Linked DNA regions of Mus musculus: region 2 is linked to region 1. The links are chromatin contacts, found by POLR2A ChIA-PET in ENCODE. All regions are on one chromosome and are shown on one strand. The core of a region is the stretch at or near the end of the contact, and the rest is flanking DNA. Distances in the headings are between cores, read along the strand shown. Region 1 holds the start of Boc (biregional cell adhesion molecule-related/down-regulated by oncogenes (Cdon) binding protein). Region 2 holds the start of Nepro (nucleolus and neural progenitor protein).

Region 1 (5,003 bases), core at 442-2,941:
CTTGCTGGGAAAGAATAAGGGAGCACACGGCACCTCACCACACCCAGAAAGTGCCTGTTTGGGATTGCTGGTATGTGGTTTGGGTATTCTTAGACGAAACTGCCACATCCCTAGAGGACAACTCTTGTTTCAAGGGACTGAGCATGGGTCACCCCATCTCCAAAAGTCAACAGAGCCACCTCCAGGTTGACCAGTCTCTCAACCCCTGAGTTCTTTTCCACCAGGAAAACCGACAGACCCTTCGTAATCCCCGCAGAAAGTTCATTTTGCCTTTCCCTTTCTTCCACAGCCTTCTCTACCACTTGACCCACAAAATCACTTCTCAACCTTCTCATAGTTAATAGAAACAAAACCCCAGTGGGACACCACACACACACACACACACACACACACACACACACACACACACACACACACCTCTTGCTGATGCTTTACTCTCACAGACACCTCTGGATGCCAATTAATTCAGTGCCTCCCATCCACCGGTCCAGCCAAGAAGATTTTTTAAGAGCTGTTTAGCTTTTGGTCTCCCTTGGTCCCTGACTTAGGATTTTCCTTTTAAAACCTCGCTGATAACTTCTCCCCTTAAAGAAGCAAATCGGTGTCGAGTGTGGGCTTGTTCCCACCGCTTGGCTGTGCAACCAGGGCACCCTGTCAGCCCTTCGGGGTGAGTTTGGGAAGATGTCTGAATCTTCCTACCACCGGAGCAGCTTCCGGGAACCGCGGGAGCTAACCGAGCCAGACCGGGCAAGAGAGGGAAGCCCGGCGGCCCTCGGCTGGGCGGAGGAGCACAAGCAGTGGCGGCTCCGGGAACTTCGTGCGGCGTCAGGCCCTGACTCTAGTCGGATCCAGTCAAGCGCTGGGATTCCGGGCAAGAGCCCAGCTCAGAGATCGGAGCGCAAGCCCGAGTCCAGCTCACCGCTCCAAGCTCCAGTCTGAGCCCCAGCCCAGCGCTCGAGCTCCAACCCAGAGATCCAAACTCCGTCTGAACCCCAACAGAACACCCTGAGCCCCAAAGTGAGCCTCCAGCTTGAAACCCAGTCAAGCACTAGGGGCCCCAACCCCGGTCCTAGCCTAGCTGCCGGAGCCCCAGGCGGAGCCCCAGCCCAGCGCTTGGAGCCCGCGCCCTGCAGCACGTCTCCCGGGAGCCCTCGGCATCCCAGGACGGGCGGCCGCCTCCCACACGCCTCCTATCCCCAAACCAACAAATAAACACAACTTTTTATGAAAAGAAAACAAACTTCAGCGACATGACTCACCTCGCCTGCAGCCGGAGCCTGGGAAGAGGGGGCCGGGACTCCGGGTCCCGCGTGGTGAAGCGGAGAAGGGCCACACGGCCCCCGCGCACACCGACACACACACGCACAGCGCGGTGACACAAGAGGACACACACCACGGCAGAGTGGCCGCAGCCGGAGCAACAAAAGAGCCCAGGACCCAGAAGTTGCGGCCGGAGGAGGAAGGGCTTGTGTGGCCGCGGCGGGTACGAGGTGCGAGAGTGTGAGAATGCGGCCGGCCGGAGCTGACACCAGCGAGACCCAGCTCAGGGTCCCCACTGCAGGAAGCCAGAGCCGTGGTGGCAGCGGCGGCAGCAGGCGGGCAAGGCAGAGGACGCCGCGCCCAGCGCACCCAATCCCTCCATATGGAAGACGCTTTTTTGGATGACTGAACTTGCAAACAATTCCTTCTTTTGCTTCTCCTGCCTAGGAGCCTCCCATTACCGCTCGAAGAGGGGAGGGGAGCCGAGGAGGCGGGGAGGAGGGGGAGGAGCAAAAGGGAGCAAAGCAAAAAAGTCTTGAAAAGGAAACTGGAGTGGGGGGGGGGGGGAGGGACCACAAGTCCCCCCCAATTTTAGAACAATTTTTCCCTTAACGCCTACTTTCTTTGCACTGCGTTAAATTCCCTCAGTCCTTCCAAATTATTTTCTTTGACCACACCAAAAGTGCCTTTCTCCCACGCGCGGGGGTGCCGGTCCACCCTGCTTAGCTTCACCTTGGACCCTTCCCTTGGCCAGCACTACCCCTCCTTCCCGTGCTGGCACCCACTTCTCAATTTCTCTATCATTCTGAACAAACAAACAAACCTACCAGATAATGCAATAAAAACAAAGTTACAATTAATAAAAGCAGGGCAATCCCCCAACCACCATCACCTAAATAAATAAATAAACAAACAAACAAATGTAAGGCAGGGCAAGGGCAATTAGGAAAATGATAAGAAACCTCATCATGGCAAAGCCATAAAACAGCCTTCCCAGACACTTGGCTGGCAGGGAAGGGTTTGCCAGGTCTTTGGCTTGACCTCCCCTTTCAGCATCCTAGGAAAGGGGTGGGGGGTGATGTCACGGAGAGTTAGTCCGTTACCTCCGTGTTGGTTGGAGAGAAAACATGCACACAGTAATTTTCAAACCCATTGTCGGGAACTTCTTTGGACAAATTGTTACAACGTAGATGGATGGGCTCCACCTCCAACTTCTGATTCAGCAAGTCTGTGCTAAGAAAGGATTTCTTTAGTTTTCAGGTGATCTGAAACTGTTAGTTCGGGTACACATTTAAAAACAAACAAACAACAACGGCAACAAAAACGCACTTTCACACACAAGCCCAATACTAAATTAAGTTGGCAACGCTAGATTTTCTAAAAATGCACCAGACTCTGTGAGAGTTTCTTATCCCTTATATTTTAGGAGTTAAGCCATTTGTCAAAGCCTTGTTCCAAGGTGGAGAGGAGGTGGCCCTTGGAGTGGGTCAGCCAGGGAAGAGCACGGTGAAGAGAGGTGCTGTCTTCCCTGAATGGCAGAACTGTGGCCTTGGGACTCAGAAAGTCACCATGTGACAGAAAAGAAATCACTTAAAAATTTTTTTTAGGTCACGGTTTTATTTTCTGTTGCTTTTGGTTGTCCTCAGCACATGATTCCAATTGAAGCAGTAGGAGGAAGGGAAAGATTCCACATTTTCCAGCATTCTTTCCTCCCCGAGTTTGTTAATTAGAGCAGGAGTCAGTCTCTGCACTGATTTATCTGGCATTTCTACATGCCTAGATTGCTGGGCATATCCCCGTGGCCAAATGGATCAAGGGGTGCCATAGTTTAATAAGACAGTGAAAGGGCTCTGAAATCCCTCTTTGAACCTCCCTCCAACCCCAACACACTTTCCTCCTTTTTAATTTCCATCAGTTTGGAGAACAGTCTGCAAGACCTGTTTCTCTCCCCCCTGTTCAGTGATGATGTTAGCCTCTGCCATCTCACTGTCCCTCTGTGGCACAACAGAGGACAGTGGGACCTGAGAACCACCCTGGGAACAGAAGTAATCCCCAGAGGAAAGGAAAACATCAGCTGACAGCTGACAGTTCCCTACTGTGTGAACACTGCCTTTCCCTAGAGCCCCAAACAGGTAATGGCCTGCTTTTCTTCTCCCCTTTCTCAAAGTTTTATTTTTTTATTTATTAAGGTTTTTAATTAATTTTATTTTCTTGTGCATGTGGGTGTTTTGGCTGCATGTGTATCTGTATACTATATAAGAGCCTGGTGCCTGTGGAGGCCAGAAGAGGGCATTGGATCTCGTGGAACTGGTGTTACAGAGAGTTGTAAATTGCCATGTGGGGGCTGGGAATTGAATCCGAATCCTCAGGAAGAGTAGCCAGTGCTCTTAACCACTGAGGTATTTCTCCAACCCCAGCTTTCTGCTTTTCAGAAGTACTTTCCAAATACCACTCCCACTGGCGATGGTGAGATTCAGTAATAACAAGGCACTTGGAGTTCTTAGATGTCCGTATTCCTACACTACCATGCACAGCCTAGCATCCCAGAGATGTCTCCTCCTACCTGCTCAACTTATTCTTCCCTTAGGGCTCTCCCTTCTTCCCACTCTGGACTTGAGGTCCACACAGTCTTTGCATTCGGAGTCAAAGCATTCATCCTTGCTCACATGTATTTAGCCAGGAGGGGGACCTTGCATCTCCCGCAGGCTGGCTGATCACCATGCCCACTTACTTGCCTGTGCTATGATTTAGGCTGAACACAGATCTGCAGCTTCAGACTCGCTGTTGGCACTCAGATGTGTTTATTGTTTTTGTGGATCTTTGTATTAGTATGACTGTGTTTATTTTTATAGCTACTGTATCTCCTCACTCCCTCTGCTTGCAGTATATTTCTTGTCCTCTAACTGCTGGTTTCTCCCTCTCCCTCTCCCTCTCCCTCTCCCTCTCCCTCTCCCTCTCCCTCTCCCTCTCCCTCTCCCTCTCCCTCTCCCTCTCCCTCTCCCTCTCCCTCTCCCTCTCCCTCTCCCTCTCCCTCTCCCTCTCCCTCTCCCTCTCCCTCTCCCTCTCCCTCTCCCCCTCCCTCTCCCTTTCCCCCTCCCCCTCCCCCCTCCTCTCTCTCCACGTTTGAGGCAAGGTTTTTCAGTACTGACTATCTGGAATTTTCTCTGTACACAAGGCTAGCCTTGAACTCACAGATGCCTCTGCCTCTGACCCTGACCCTGCCTCCTGAGTGCTGGGATTAAAGACTCACACCACCAACATCACCAGTTTCTTAACTCACATCATTCCACCTTAGCACACCAGCCATCTTGAAACAGTTAGATGCACTGTGACCTGAATATGGAACTCTCCTATACGATGTGTTGTTAAAGGTAATCTACTTCTGGCTTTGGAGAGACTTTATGAGCACCAAGAAGGAAGAGTTTAGTATTATTTTTAAATAAATTATTAATTTATTCTACTGGGAAGTGGAAGGGCAGACAGGAACTACAGGTCTATGTTGCATCACTGCCATTAGGTCAGAGTGCAGTGAATAACACTGCTCCCCTTTTGATGACCTTCAGGCACCCCTAAGTGTTATACAACCTGAGGACTACTTAGTTACAGAGAGTTCCTGTGGGAGATTGTGCAGGGAGAACTATTGTGGAATAGACAGAAAGTGACAGGGAGTTGACTATTTATCCCTTCATTTTCATATGAATTTGTGTTCTTGATTACAAACTGTGTGTACTGAAGAACATTCA
Region 2 (5,531 bases), core at 216-2,715, 170 kb after region 1:
CATGTGCCAAAGAATGCAGCAACCACTAAAAGTCTGGAAAAGTCAAGGAAACTCTTCTTTAAAGCCCTCAGAAGGAAACAGCCCATTAAACAGCTAATTTTAGCTCAGTAAGACTGAACTGGGGCTAGGAAGGCGTTTCAGAGGGTTGGGATGGAGAAGGGATGCCTCTGGGGACTGATCACCAAACACTGAGTTCCAGGATCAGCGGGAGAGCCTGACTCAGAAGCAAAGGTGGGTAGTGGTAAAGGAAGACCCTGACCACTACCCTTAGCCTCCAACGTGCACACACGACACATCTCCAACTAAAATATCTTCTGTCTTCCACAAGTCCAGAAACATTATGTTGATTCTGTTAAGTCTGTGGTAATATGTTACAGCCCAAATAGGAAACTAACACACAGGTAATTTGGTAGTGCATTAGAGGGGCATTTAAGTCGTTATGGTGTGAGGATAGTTTACGAAGTGTTATTAAAGATAGTGATCCCAGAGCTGACTGAAGAAGTGAGATTGTTTCAAAATGGTTCAAATGAAAGAGCAATTAAGCTGGGCAGTGGTGGCACACGCCTTTAATCCCAGCACTTGGGAGGCAGAGGCAGGAGGATTTCTGAGTTCAAGGCCAGCCTGGTCTACAGAGTGAGTTCCAGGACAGCTAGGGCTATACAGAGAAACCCTGTCTCGAAAAACCCAAAAAAACAGAAAAAAAAAAAAAACAAAAAAACAAAAACAAAAACGAGCAATTATCTGTAAGGAACACACAGGACAGAGAGCATCTCAGTAGGGCAAGATTACTTGCGTTAAATACGTCTAGTAAGAGTAAAAATTTGTACAGCAGGCACTGTTCTAAGAAGTCTTTACCCCCAAGCACACTGAGGTCTGAAGAAATTACCTTTTTGGGATAATATATGGTAATCCGCAGACATAATGAAGCAACTTGGCAGTCTCACTTAATGCCCACCAACTGCTCCTCTCCACCCTGCGAAAGAAACCTTATGAACAGAAGCAAGAAGGCCCCAAGGACTTAAAACGAACAATCACCAGTAATCAGTGATCAGAACCAGCAGAGCCTGGAATATTTTGTCGGAGAAAATGACGGTGATAATGGGTGGTCAAGACAACCTCTGGGTTTTTTGTAATTATTGAAGTTGAGCTATATCCAAGCTATATAGTTTTCCTTGACTACTCCAAATAAATCGTGACTACGTGACGAATGTCACATTTGCTGATATGATGCGAGTTCTTCTTTTCAAAATATCCGAGTAAGAGTTAAAAGGCTGGGCCTCACTCGGATCCATCAGTAAAATGCATAGCTTCGAAGTTGCTCTAAAAATGTAGGAGCCTCAGAATACTCTAACACGTTTCTCCTTTCCCAGCGGGTCTAACGGGCCGTGACTCCGCCCCGGGGCGGGCCCCACACCTCCGGCCCGCCCCGCTCCGCCCTCGTCCCCTCCCTCCCTCCCTCTCCTGCCCAGGCCGCTCAACTCGCTCACGCTCCGCTCGGCCTTCCCCGGCCCTCCCACGCCGCTCGAGATGGCCGCTGCGGTGCGGCCGGGTGCGGAGCCGTGGAACCGCGTGAGGATCCCCCAGGCGGGGAACTGCAGCACGCTGACCGTGCGGGACCCCAGCGCCACCCTGGGTGAGTGTGGCCGGCAAGGAAGTCCTAGCGTGTCTCCGGGAACCGGCGGGCGGGCTCACGTGGGACGGGGTGGGACTTCCTGAGCGCGGGGCACGCCGGGAAGGGGAGCGCCAGGCGGAAGGTCCGGCCTGGATAGTGTGGCATGAGGATTGCTGGCAAGCGCCTGGGCTTCGCCGTGACTGTGCTGGAACAGGAGAGCACGACTAGTCCCGGCCCTGCATGTGTAGCCCCCAAACGCTGCCTGGGTCCTGTGCTGTCCCCAAGGATCGGGGCTGTCACCCAAGTACCGTACGCCGGGGCTTCGGACCTCCGGCTTGTCTCTAAAATACAAGAGCTCGTTTTCCCCTTACTGGGCGAGGGAGTTACTCTGGTCTCTCGGTTCTTCTCAAGTGGGGAAAAATGAGATAGTTAGAGCAGTTTGTTTAGAAAACAGGGACTCGCAAAGAGATGTGTGTGGGGGTGGGGTCTGTGTTGTGAGTTTTAATTTAGTTTGTTAGTATATATGCTGTGGAGGTGTTAACCATATAAGAGGGATCGGGCGATTTGATTTACCCGCTCCCAAATCACGGGCCGGCTCTCGTTTGGAACGTTCTTCCCATGATCCTTTAGAAAAGCCTATTGGGTGGGTGGGACGAAAAGATGGGCCCATGCGTATGGCCAAGCCGAAATGAGGATTCTCAGGATTCACGTGGTAAAAAGCGAGAACCAACTTCTGCAAGTAATATGTTCTACATCTCCCCCTGGATTTAATGCTGTGCTACAACCCCGACCCCCCCAAAACGTAATAAAATATTCAAACCTAAATATTATAATGAGGTGGGGGTCTTTCGAATTGTGAGTTAATACCTGGGTTGCCTTAGTTTTTTGTTGTTGTTTTTGTTTTTTGAGACTGAGTTTTCTGTGTAGCCCTGGCTTTCCTGGAACTCACTCTGTAGACCAGGCTGGCCTTGAACTTAGAAGTCCCCCTGCCTCTGCCTCCCCAGTGCTGGGATTAAAGGTGTGCGCCAGAGCGAGAGCAGCCTACCTAAGCTTGAAGGATGTTTAATCACGAAGGGACATTCAGCTACCGGGAGACACAGCTACGAAATACTGTAGTTTTCACGGTTACATCCAACTTTTTGTTTTTGAAGCTGCTTTTGGTCCTATGACTGTCAGTTACTTTTTGTTATTTCTAAGACAGGTTTTACCCCAGTCAAAAATGGGGATAAAAAATAGTACCAGCTTCTTGGCCATATTGGGGAAATGAAAAGGTTGATACCACGAAGCATTTGTAACAGTGCCTGGTTTGACAGTCAAATGACCGTAGCTGTCATTACAGACACATTTGGTAATTGTTAACTAAGTACAACCTATCGAGTATTCTCACCCCTCTTCCCATCTATCTTTCCTACGCAGTTTTAAGTTCTTTCTAATTCCTTAGTCACAATTTTAAAAACAGATTACTATGGGAAATTCACCAACTCCTCATCACCCAGGTAGCTGATTTAATTTCTCCAGATAGGACAGAGCTTTTCACTTAGAATGCTTGTGTTTCCTTTCTGAGCCACCAGATGGAGCCTGACGCCTGCTTCCCAGCTGCTCATGTTCCGATTAGGAAACATTTGTATAACCATTCAGTTACATAATACAATTTCCAGTGGCCCTGGTGGTTTCTCTTTTCTGGATGTAGTTTCCCATTGATATCCACAGAGGATTGGCTCTAGGAATCCTTCCTTATAAAGAAATGTGTACATGCTCGAGTCTATATAACATGGTAGATAGTATTTGCAGTAGGACCTATCTTTCTGTATACATTAACACTATCTACTTTGCTTATGAAATCCTATACAATATGACATTACAGATGGAATTTTGGGGGGCTATATTCAGTGTGAGGTTGCTTGAATACACAGATGGTGCTCACAGGTAGAGGGCTGAATGTATTGTATATTCTTATCAAAATGTGGTATTCATGGGGCAGGAGAGATGGCTCAGTAGTTAAGAGCAGACTGCTCTTTCAGAGGTCCCGAGTTCAGTTCCCAGCAACCACATGGTGGCTCACAACCATCTGAAATGGTGCTGGATGCCCTCTTCTGGTGTGTCTGAGGACAGCTACAGTGTCCTCATAAAATAAGTAAATCTTAAAAAAGAGAAAAAAGTTGTATCCAAATACAGTTCCTTTGCCTTTGAAGGCTGTAATTGTATGCATGCTGTCTTGCTCACCTGCAGAGCAAAGTGAGGGGTTTATAGATAGATGGAACATGGCCAGGCTTTTTGATATTCGGGGTGTAAGTGCACACCAAATGATAGCTGTAAAAGCAGTCTATTACTCACAGTCACGGTAAAAAGTGATGTAAAGACAGACACATGTTAATATTTAACACATGTTCCCTTATTGATCACCTGCCCTCATTTTTCCAGTGTCTTTCGTAGAATCCTTAATTTTTATAGTTGAGGCCAGTTTGTGTTTTGAGTTCTTTAAAGCAAATGAGGTAGACTGTTTTAGTGTGTTTCTCATCCGGTGGGTGCAGTAAGTATAGGATTGCATACTGAGTCTCGTTTTAACTGTCTCTGCTTTAGATATCTGCACTGCAGCTGTCACTAAAGGGTGCCACCTTGTCACACAGTCACTCAAGAGCCAGACCTTGGATGCGGAAGTAGATGTGTTATGCTCAGTTCTCTACAGCAATCACAACAGGTTGGGCCACCACAAGCCCCATTTGGCCCTCAGACAGGTGAGGGGAGCTCTGTGCTCCACATATAGCCGGGTACTGAGGGACATGAGGCTCACACTGCCACTTACTAGTTTGTTACTCATGCAAAGTTCATATATTGTTTTGATGTTTCAGCCTCTAAGATACAATTACATTTTAGCTTTTTTGGTCTTTGATTTTTCCAAAATCATTTCAAAAAGTAATTTATAATTGAGCATGTTTCAAAGCTGGGTGTGGTGGTTCACATCTTTAATCTCAGCACTTGGAGACAGAGGTAGGTGGATCTCTATGAGTTTGAGACCAGTCTGGTCTATGTAGTGAGTTCCAGCACAGCCAGGGCAATGTAGAGAGACCTTGTCTCAAATGAAACAAGCAAGCAGGCAAGCAAACAAGTGTATTTTGATTCTTTCCAGTTTAACTTTCTCTATGTACAGTCTAACAGTGCCTTTGCCTAGTTCAAAAGTAAACTAATTTAAACCCTAAAATCTTAAAAAAGAAAACAGTTGTGGTTTAGGGTTGTGGTTTACTCCTTTGGAGTCATAATCTAATCAGCAGTGTGCTGGTGTAAGTGGGTTTATGGTAAGTTGTGGTGTAGAATGGTTTCATGTACATTTTAGATTAAGAAAACACTGTGACTTTGAGCTCCAGGACTGTAACATGGCAGAGAGCTGCTGAAGCTGGCTTCTGCATGTACCGTTCATGTGGCCACTTAGGTAACGCTGCAGGTACCTTTAAAAGCTCAGCATGCTGGGCGCTGTGTGACACAGCCATCTTTCCAGTGTTTACTTATTTTTCTCAAAGTTCTCTGTTGGCAGTGCGTTGGATCTACAGCTATGAAAAAGACAGAGTTTCTCACTATACAGACATACTCTTTCTGGTTAGCTAGACTCCTACTGCTTAAGGCCCAAGAGATGAAGATTCCCTTGTCAAAGAGGATCATGGTCTTTCCCTAAATTTTCTTCTAGGGCAGCTTTTACCTAGGTTTTTGAATCCAGGATCAAACTTATTTACTAGCTTCCTTGCTGATGTTCCTCCCCTTCCTCCCTTCCCCGCCCCCAAATCATATTTTACTCACTATTTTCCAAGTGTTACTGTCTTGGGCTGTTAATAACTATCTGAAAAGATGGTGTCCAGACTTGGACATTAAAAAGCCAGCCCCAGTGAATTTAAGGACCGAGCTATGCTGAGGTAGAGCCCATAAGTGT

What was found. ChIA-PET counts read pairs that join two places held with the same protein, here RNA polymerase II (POLR2A).
Region 2: POLR2A ChIA-PET joins it to region 1 with 12 read pairs in Patski. The contact joins the promoter of Nepro here to the promoter of Boc in region 1. POLR2A ChIA-PET finds 5 or more read pairs at or near these places in 2 of 5 experiments (Patski and embryonic stem cell).

What each region holds. Positions count from the first base shown.
Region 1 is chr16:44,557,179-44,562,181 of GRCm38, forward strand. It overlaps Boc (biregional cell adhesion molecule-related/down-regulated by oncogenes (Cdon) binding protein), which reads right to left and starts at 1,692. Exons shown (of 19, transcript NM_172506.2): 1 at 1,260-1,692. It overlaps Mir3081 (microRNA 3081), which reads right to left and starts at 951; the gene lies at 868-951.
Region 2 is chr16:44,722,836-44,728,366 of GRCm38, forward strand. Nepro (nucleolus and neural progenitor protein) reads left to right here and starts at 1,466. Exons shown (of 9, transcript NM_145972.4): 1 at 1,466-1,633; 2 at 4,193-4,347. The coding sequence starts at 1,528.